2 separate regions of the Homo sapiens genome follow, and region 2 is linked to region 1. Evidence: chromatin loops called from intact Hi-C (ENCODE). Cell type or tissue: HepG2. All regions are shown on one strand.

Region 1 (4,000 bases):
TCCCAGCTCTACATGCAAAGTGACTTCAGATGAGTGACTTAACTTCGCAAAACCTGTTTCCTCACCTGTAAAATAGAGATGGTAACACCGCTTTCTTCAAAGGCGTGTCATGAGCTAATGAGCATAAAATATTCAATACGAAGACTATTTGAATAGTCTAACAATATAGAATAACAATAAATTTTATCCATTAGGATGGTGATGATGATCACGGTGGTGATTCTGGTGGTGAGTAATGATTATGGGAATAATAGTGATGGAGATGATGATGATGACACTGAGTTAAGCCCCAGTTTGTGATGGCCAGATTTATGAGATATACTTACATGGATTCAGATGGACCTGGGTTCAGATCTGAGCTCTGCCACATCTTAAGTTGTGTGACCTTGGGCCATTTCCTCGACCTCTCTGAATTTTAATTTCACCATGTTTAAAATGGTGATGAGTGTCCCAATCTTGTACAGTTGTCTCACATTCAGGAGTGCACTCACAGAGGAGCTGCTATCCAATAAGGGCCCATTAAGTGGTATTTTTCCTCCCTTTCCTTTCCTCTCTCGTAGAATCCCTTATTAAATCCCAAGGAATTGCATATACTCAAGAAAAGGGCCTGGGCCCTGAAGTCTCTGCTTTGGTCTCAGCACTCTTCTCCAAGTAAGAGAAATCTCCTTAGACTAGCTTAAGGAAAAAGTGGGGCTTGTTAAAAGCCCCCGGGACTGTATCAGGAAGTGTATGGGGAGCAGGTGCATCCAGGTCTTCCATGACCCTGGAACTGTGAGCTGGAAAAGGTCTAAAACTAGAACGAATACCTATATTCTTTCTTTCTCTCTCACTCGGTGGCCACAGACTCTTTCTCTTCTTTTGTGATTACATGGTGGCAAATGTCATCCTCCTGACTCCTGAATTTCCATGTCTTCAGTTTAAACAGCCAGCAGAGCCTGAATAGCCCCTTTAATTCTATCCCAGGGATTCGTGGGAGGGAGAATCCGATTGGTCCAGTTTTAGGGAGGTGTCCTCCACTGTCCAGCCACCATTGGCTGGGAAGGTGGGATAAGGGGGTGGGGCTCAGAGAGAATAAATATAGCTGCCAAGGGTTTCACTGGAGCGTGGAGTGAGGGATATTCTTAGAGAAGGATGAACACCAAACTGCTTATTATAGCTTGGCTAAGATTTGCTGCACATTTCCCATGAGCAAGGCACTGTGCTAAGACCTCTGTATTATTATTGAATCCTCCCAATAACCCTCTGAATGAGGTTCTGCTTTTATCCTCATTTCAAAAATGGGTAAACTGAGGCTCAGAGGAAGATAGCAATGTGCCCAAAGTCACACAGTTGGAAGTGACAGAGCCTTCACCCAACCTCCCCTCATGTTGCTCTTTCCTTGGGGAGCTGCTGCCAGATTGATGTGCTCTTGCTCTTTGAATCTCGGAGAACAAGAGGCGCCACGCTTTGGTGAAACTCCAGCTGCCTGATGACGATTGTTATAAAGTTAGAGCACCTCAGGTTTGATCATTTAGCATTAGCTATGCTGGTCATACCCTGTATTCCAGAACTGTGTTGAGAAATGCAGTTTGTAGCATCCCAGGTGGAAAATTTCTGATTCTCTCTGATGGAGGATGCCAAGGAGAATTGGTCTCTATCCTGGTGGAAACATAAACATCAATTCTGAGAATGAAGGGGGGAAAATTAGGTCCTGGAAATTGACGGAAAGCTGTTTGGCATCTTGAAATTAACCAGGACTCCCCCTTTTGCCGCCTTCTTGGGCTCTGTCTATGGATTTCTGAGATACATTTTTAATCCTCCTGTTATTTCCTTTGACCTGGAAAATAATATAGATTGTTAGGTGCTTGGGCCATAGAATTTACACATAGGGAGAATTGACCTGATGGGGGGATGATGAGGCTGTTCGCTCACAAACCACACAATTTCATGTGCAGATGATGGACGTGTCCAGGACATTGCCTGGCACACAGCGAGTGCTCAGTACATGTCTGTTTTCTTCCTTTCTGTTCCTTCAGAGCAAATGTCATGCTGAGTTTGGGCGGTTATTTGTTGTTATTGACAAATATCTGTTGCTAGCCAGCAGAGGGCGCTATGAATGCAATTGGTGCAAATTGAAGAGAGGGCTTTCTAGGAAGGAGGAAGTAGTACACTACAATGCGATATCACACTCTGTAGCAAGTCTATTGATATTTAATGCCTCCAGGGACACACTCTTGCAGATATTCAGCAACAAGATATGAAACACTCATTATGTGCTTGATCCTGGGTTAATGCTAGTAGGGATGTAATAAACCACATTATTCTCTACCTCCATCAGGTATAGTAAAGCAGAGCCCTCAATTTACAAGGTTAAAGTTAAGGGGGACAAGGGTAACAAAAGATCTAAAGTGATAGCTACCATTTATTAAGCACTCACCAAGTGCCAATCATTGTGCCAAATGCATTTCGTATGTTATCTCACTTCAGCTGCCCAACAACCCCTGCAAATAGGTAGACATTTTACAGAAGAGGAAAGTAGGCTTATGAAAAGAGGTTAAGTAAACACAGTTTTGAAGGGTAGAATGGGGATTTAAACACGGGACTGTATGGCTTCAAAGTCCACAGATTTAACTTCAAAGCATAGTGGCCTCGACAAGTAGTTTAGGCAATAGACAACTGTGACTGTGGGGGATGATGAGAGTAACTATTCTTTCATCTTGCCACGTTAGGTATCTCTGGGCATTTGGTATTACAGTTAAACTGTGTGCTTTTTGGCAAGCAAATTTAGGATGCTGTATTGTGATCTCATGTCTGTAACAGCATATATAAAGCAGAGAAGCAGGTATACCCTCTCCCTTCCATACACCTTTCTTAGAGTCTTCAGAGTAAGTGGAAAAAGAATAAATGCTGAAAGTGAGAAAAATATGGTCTTACGCATTCCGCCTCTGAATAAATAAAGTCTGGGGCACCCTCACCCTTAACATTCACACATGAATTTGATATTAAAGAGCTTGAATAATGTTTCACATTCATTAGGATATCAGTTATCTGTTTATACCAAGTTTATTTTCCAAAATATTCAAGGTAGCTTACAAGGATGCATGAAAAACAACAGAATAAAATAAATAAAAATTAAGATAAATAAGACAAAGAAGGGAAACTATCTGGAAAAATAAGATGAACTCAGGAAAGAGATTAATGCATGAATTACATGGCAAATAGTATGATCCTGGTCTGTAAGCATCCCAGTGCAGAGAGAGAAATGTGTCAGTCAAAGAATGCGTAGAGCTCATAAGGCGAAAAATCTGGTGGCTCGGGAGAGACACATCTATTCCTGATTCTAAGACCAGAAAGTCATTGATATTTTCTCCTGCAGCCTGATAGAGAAGACACTATGTAAAGTAATGGACAGTATCCTCAGTGATGCCCTTATAGAAAACATGGATTTCATTTGACTGTCTTATAATATGTCCCACCAAAGTGCAATTTAGAAAAGTAAAAGAGTTCTCATGAAAGGAGGCAATATAAGATGCAAGTAGTCTGCTCCGTGATGACATAGGATGCTATTAAGATCACATTGTTAGAGACATAAAGAGAAAATAGTTAAGGAGATTGTTAGAATCATGAAGATTACACAAACAGTGTGAACATTCAGGTCAAGTTTGGAAAATGGGTTTAATATTGTATGGCATCCCCAATAAATTACAGTGGAGAAGCATTTGAGGCTGTATCTGTGGTGAAAGTGTGCTGCAATTGATTAGTGATGTCTGCCATGGGTGAGTGGTATCATTTATGGTAAGAATTTGCCATCTCAGGTTTGGACTGCTCTTGATGCTTGTTAAGGACCCTAGCTCTGAATGAGGTCAAGGGTCACCTCAGTCACTCGAGCCCTTTGCTTCATGACAGTTTTGTTCCTAATCGATCTCACATAGATGGGTATCTCTTATTTTGATATACTTCCTAAATTAGCCAAATGTAATGTTTCATGAAGCACTAAAGGAGAGTCAATAAATCTTCATCT
Region 2 (4,000 bases), 67 kb after region 1:
CATCCCCTCGTCAGCACACCTGCTTAGATATTGGTCAAAGGGAATGAGAGAACCTGGGATTCTCATGGCAGGTGGAGGATGTCTGTTGAGTAGACCCTATAGCTTCACAGAATACATCCCAGTGGTTAGTGAAGAGGCTCTGGAGTCATTCCCCAGATTGCCACTTTCTAGTTGTGTGACCTTGGCCAAGTAAAACCTCTATGTGCCTCAGTTTTCAACTCTGTCATATGAAGATAAATACCCACTGCCTGGGGCTGTGGAGATAATTATAGAAGAGAATGCTTGTAGAAGGCTTAACCTAGTGTCTTGCATATCTTAAATGAAATAAATATGAATTAGCCTTAATAAGTGTGGCTGCATAAAAAAGGATGAGTTCATGTCCTTTGTAGGGACATGGATGAAGCTGGAAACCATCATTCTGAGCAAACTATCACAAGGACAGAAAACCAAACACTGCATGTTCTCACTCGTAGGTGGGAATTGAACAATGAGAACTCTTGGACACAGGATGTGGAACATCACACACCGGGGCCTGTCGTGGGGTCGGGGGAGGGGGGAGGGATAGCATTAGGAGATATACCTAATGTAAATGACAAGTTAATTGGTGCAGCACACCAACATGTCACATGTATACATATGTAACAAACCTGCGCATTGTGCACACGTACCCTGGAACTTAAAGCATAATAATTAAAAAAACCAAAAATGTGTTTCTTGAAAAGACAGTGTATATAGAAGCACCTTAAAAAACTACAAATTGTCATTTGAATTTGTTTCTATTTTTATTTTCCAAGTTTTACATGATCACAACATATAAAATAAACATTTCTATTATAATTTTAAAAAAAGTAAGTGTGGCTGCTTTTATTTCTGGGAAATATTTGTGGGAACGAAAGGTGGTTGAATGAAACCTGCGCTAAGAGACAGACCTAGGCTTGCATTCCCACTTTGCTGCTTACTTGCTTGGTATTCTGGGCTTAGCTAATTTAACTCTGTGAGCCTCCATCTCTTCATCTTTAAAACGGAAACAATAATCCCTAACTCTCAAAGTTGTTTGGCGGAGATGAGATAATATTTATAAACTGCTTTGCACTTAGCAGGGGCTCTGTAACTGCTTGACTCTACCACTTACTTTGTGCAAATGACATTCCCTCTGCTGACTTAGTTTCCCCATCTGGAAAATGGGGACAATAATAGTACTACCTCATAAGCTTGCTGTGATGATTAAAAAATGTACTTTAAGCAAAGCTCTTAAAATGTGCTGGCATTATTAGATATAATAATTATTGTAGTACTAAAAGTTGATAACCAATATTTATTAGGTATTTAATTTATTAACTACTTACTATATTCCAGGCACTGTGCATTGCAGCCCTATGACTTAGGAGCTCTTATCAGCTCCACTTTACAAAGACTAAGTTGAGGCTTACAGAGTAAGATCTCTTGCACAAGGTCACCCTGCCTATAAGTGGCAGAGTTACTGTCATTATCAATGACTACAGTGGTGTGGATATGTGGGAACAGTGACCAGAACCCTACACAATTGCCATCTTTGTGGTTCCAGGTTCCAAAGGCCCCTAGGGAAAACTGGACTTCGGGTGCAGCCTAGCCGGGGTGATGGATGAACAGTGACAGCTCCTGCCGAAGAGTAAACACAGAGAAATATAGGTCAGTTCCGACAGCCAAGCCCCCATCCGCTTGTTTTACCCCAAAGCCAATCTTGTCAACTTGATCTTCTGCCCTGAACTTCAGCTGTCCTCCGGATGTTCTTGTGTTTCATGAATTATGCAGACTTGACAAAATGTGTGCTGCAAAGATTAAAATCTCTGTTCTTTTTATTGGAAGATCTTTCTTTCCTCCACGGAATTTTTTTTCTTCCTCTTGCTCTCATAGCATACTTTTTAGCCATCCTGCAGAGCACCTTCTCTCTTCTTTCTCTTAACAACTCAATTTGTGATTCCATTGCATGGTGCTAGTCTCACTGCAGATTCTGTCTCATTAATGAAATATACTTTACGGAATCCCAAAAGGTGTCCTCGATGAGCTTCCGGGAATTTCCATGAACAAATTTAGCAGATCAGGACTCCCACAGAAAAGCCCTGAATTGTATGTAGCATGTGCTCATATCCATGGTATAAATACCACCACGGTCAATTTCAAGCTACCATATGAAGTCGCTAAATATGAACTTGAGAAGAGATACCCACAGTCAGCTCTCATGAGCTCGTAGGATCTGGCTTCAGACATGACTGGGTTCAATTCTTAAATGCGATGGAGGCAATTATTATTATTGGTCTGAGTATAGGTCCTGACCATGCCACTTACCAGCTGTGGGAATCTGGGCAATTTACTTAACCTCTTGGAGCCCCAGTTTCACCATCTGTATATCAGTCAGGATAGGCTGGGTGTTGCTATAGAAACAGATAACCCTGAATCTCAGAGTCTTAACATAACAAAACTTTATTTCTCATTCATGTAGTGTGACAAAGGCATACTGGTTTGTTTTGGGGGTGGGGGGGTCTTTGCTCAAAGCTTTTCAGGAAAATAGGCAAATCGAGGCTTCATGTTGATCTGTTTTCACAATCATTTCCATAGCAGGGAAAAGGTGATATGCTGAATTGCATGCTCTGTTTTAAAGCTTTCACCTGAAAATGGCATATATCACTTGTACTTACATTTTATTAGCTGAAATGAGCAAATGGCAATACATAAATTCAAGAGGGTGAAGCAGAGTAATCCTAACATGTGCCTGGAAAGAGAACCAGAATTTCTTGGGAAACAGCCTTGATGATTACCCTAAGCTCTTAGATATCATTTTCTCTAGTGGCTTTTAATTTTTTTCATTAAGCAGCTGTGGCTGAAAGTGAGCAGAAAATATGGGTGGGCATTACACCTCTAGTCAATCCCCATTTTTCCACAGAGGCCCTGGAGACAGCCATTTAGAATGCTAGGATCTCAAAGAACATGATTGAAAACCTACAAATCTTGTTCCAACTCTCATTTTTTAGATAAGAACATTGAGAAGGTTATGGGACCTAGCTCAAGTCACACAGTAGATGAAGGTCAGAAATAGGACCAAGACCTAACTCCCAGTCCAGTGCACCTTCCCCTTAGTGACAGTCCACCACCCCAAATATCATCCTTGTTCATGAGGTTCACTGGTACAGCAGGTGGAGCTGGAAAGGTACACACTAATTATGTAACAATGAAGGGGTTTAAGCCAGAGGAAGGTGCTGGTTATATGTGGGTAGGACATGTACCCAAGAGTCTTTGAAAGGGGAGTCCCCACCAAGCACAAGCTGGAGGCATCAAGAGGAGGGAAGCACTGGGGGGAGTAGAGTGGCTCTGGGGCCACAGCAGGGGGTAAGGAATCATTCAGAGCTGGATTTTGGAGGTGGATGGTGCATCAGTCAGGACTTTATGTTGCAAGTGACATAAAAGTCAATTCACACTTACTTAAACAATCAGGAGAATTTATTGCCTAGGGTAATTGAAAAGTCCAGAGGTGCATCAAGATGCAGGCTGGCTTTATTGTAGCAGCACAATGGATGTCACCAAGAATTCAGGTACTTTGTTTCTTCCCAGGCTCCAGGATCTCCTTTGTGCAGCCATAGGATGGTTGTCAGAGTTCTTCCCACCGTGTTGTCTGAGGGATGAGGGACAGTTCTTTCTAATAGTGCCTGTGGAAAAGAGAGAAAGCTTTTCTTTCCTAAGAACCTCTGCAAACATGTTCCAATAACTCATGGATCTTGAGGCTGGCTACATGTATTTATCCCTAAACCAATCATGTGCCCAGGAGGTGGGCTATACTAATGGCTGAAGCCAGTCTACCCAAATAATATGGCTGAGAAGAGGGGAGTGCTGGCTTCAGAAAGGATATTTAGGCTACTGTTTGGAAAGGAAACATGGATGTTGGGAGACCCCAAACATAAGACTATCCATCACTGCTGAGTGGACAGAGGGGAGAGAAGATGGGGTTTGAGGTGGGAGGAAAGCAGCT

What was found. Peaks named below come from ENCODE experiments on the same cell type or tissue, not always from the same donor. Only the 100,000 strongest peaks of a DNase experiment are listed, where the experiment ranks them.
Region 2: a loop joins it to region 1, with 7 times the contacts of the local background. A loop is called at or near these places in 1 of 110 quality-filtered maps.

The regions. Positions count from the first base shown.
Region 1 is chr12:118,712,110-118,716,109 of GRCh38, forward strand. No RefSeq gene overlaps it. Among named protein-coding and RNA genes, the nearest start is that of LINC02423, 48 kb to the right of the region's middle. In HepG2, a CTCF peak has its summit at 2,085 (motif pointing right); DNase peaks (open chromatin) are centred at 2,122 and 2,612.
Region 2 is chr12:118,779,470-118,783,469 of GRCh38, forward strand. It overlaps LOC105370017 (a long non-coding RNA gene), which reads left to right and starts at 1,571. Exons shown (of 3, transcript XR_001749169.1): 1 at 1,571-1,668. In HepG2, no CTCF peak of the experiment used is centred here; a DNase peak (open chromatin) is centred at 1,592.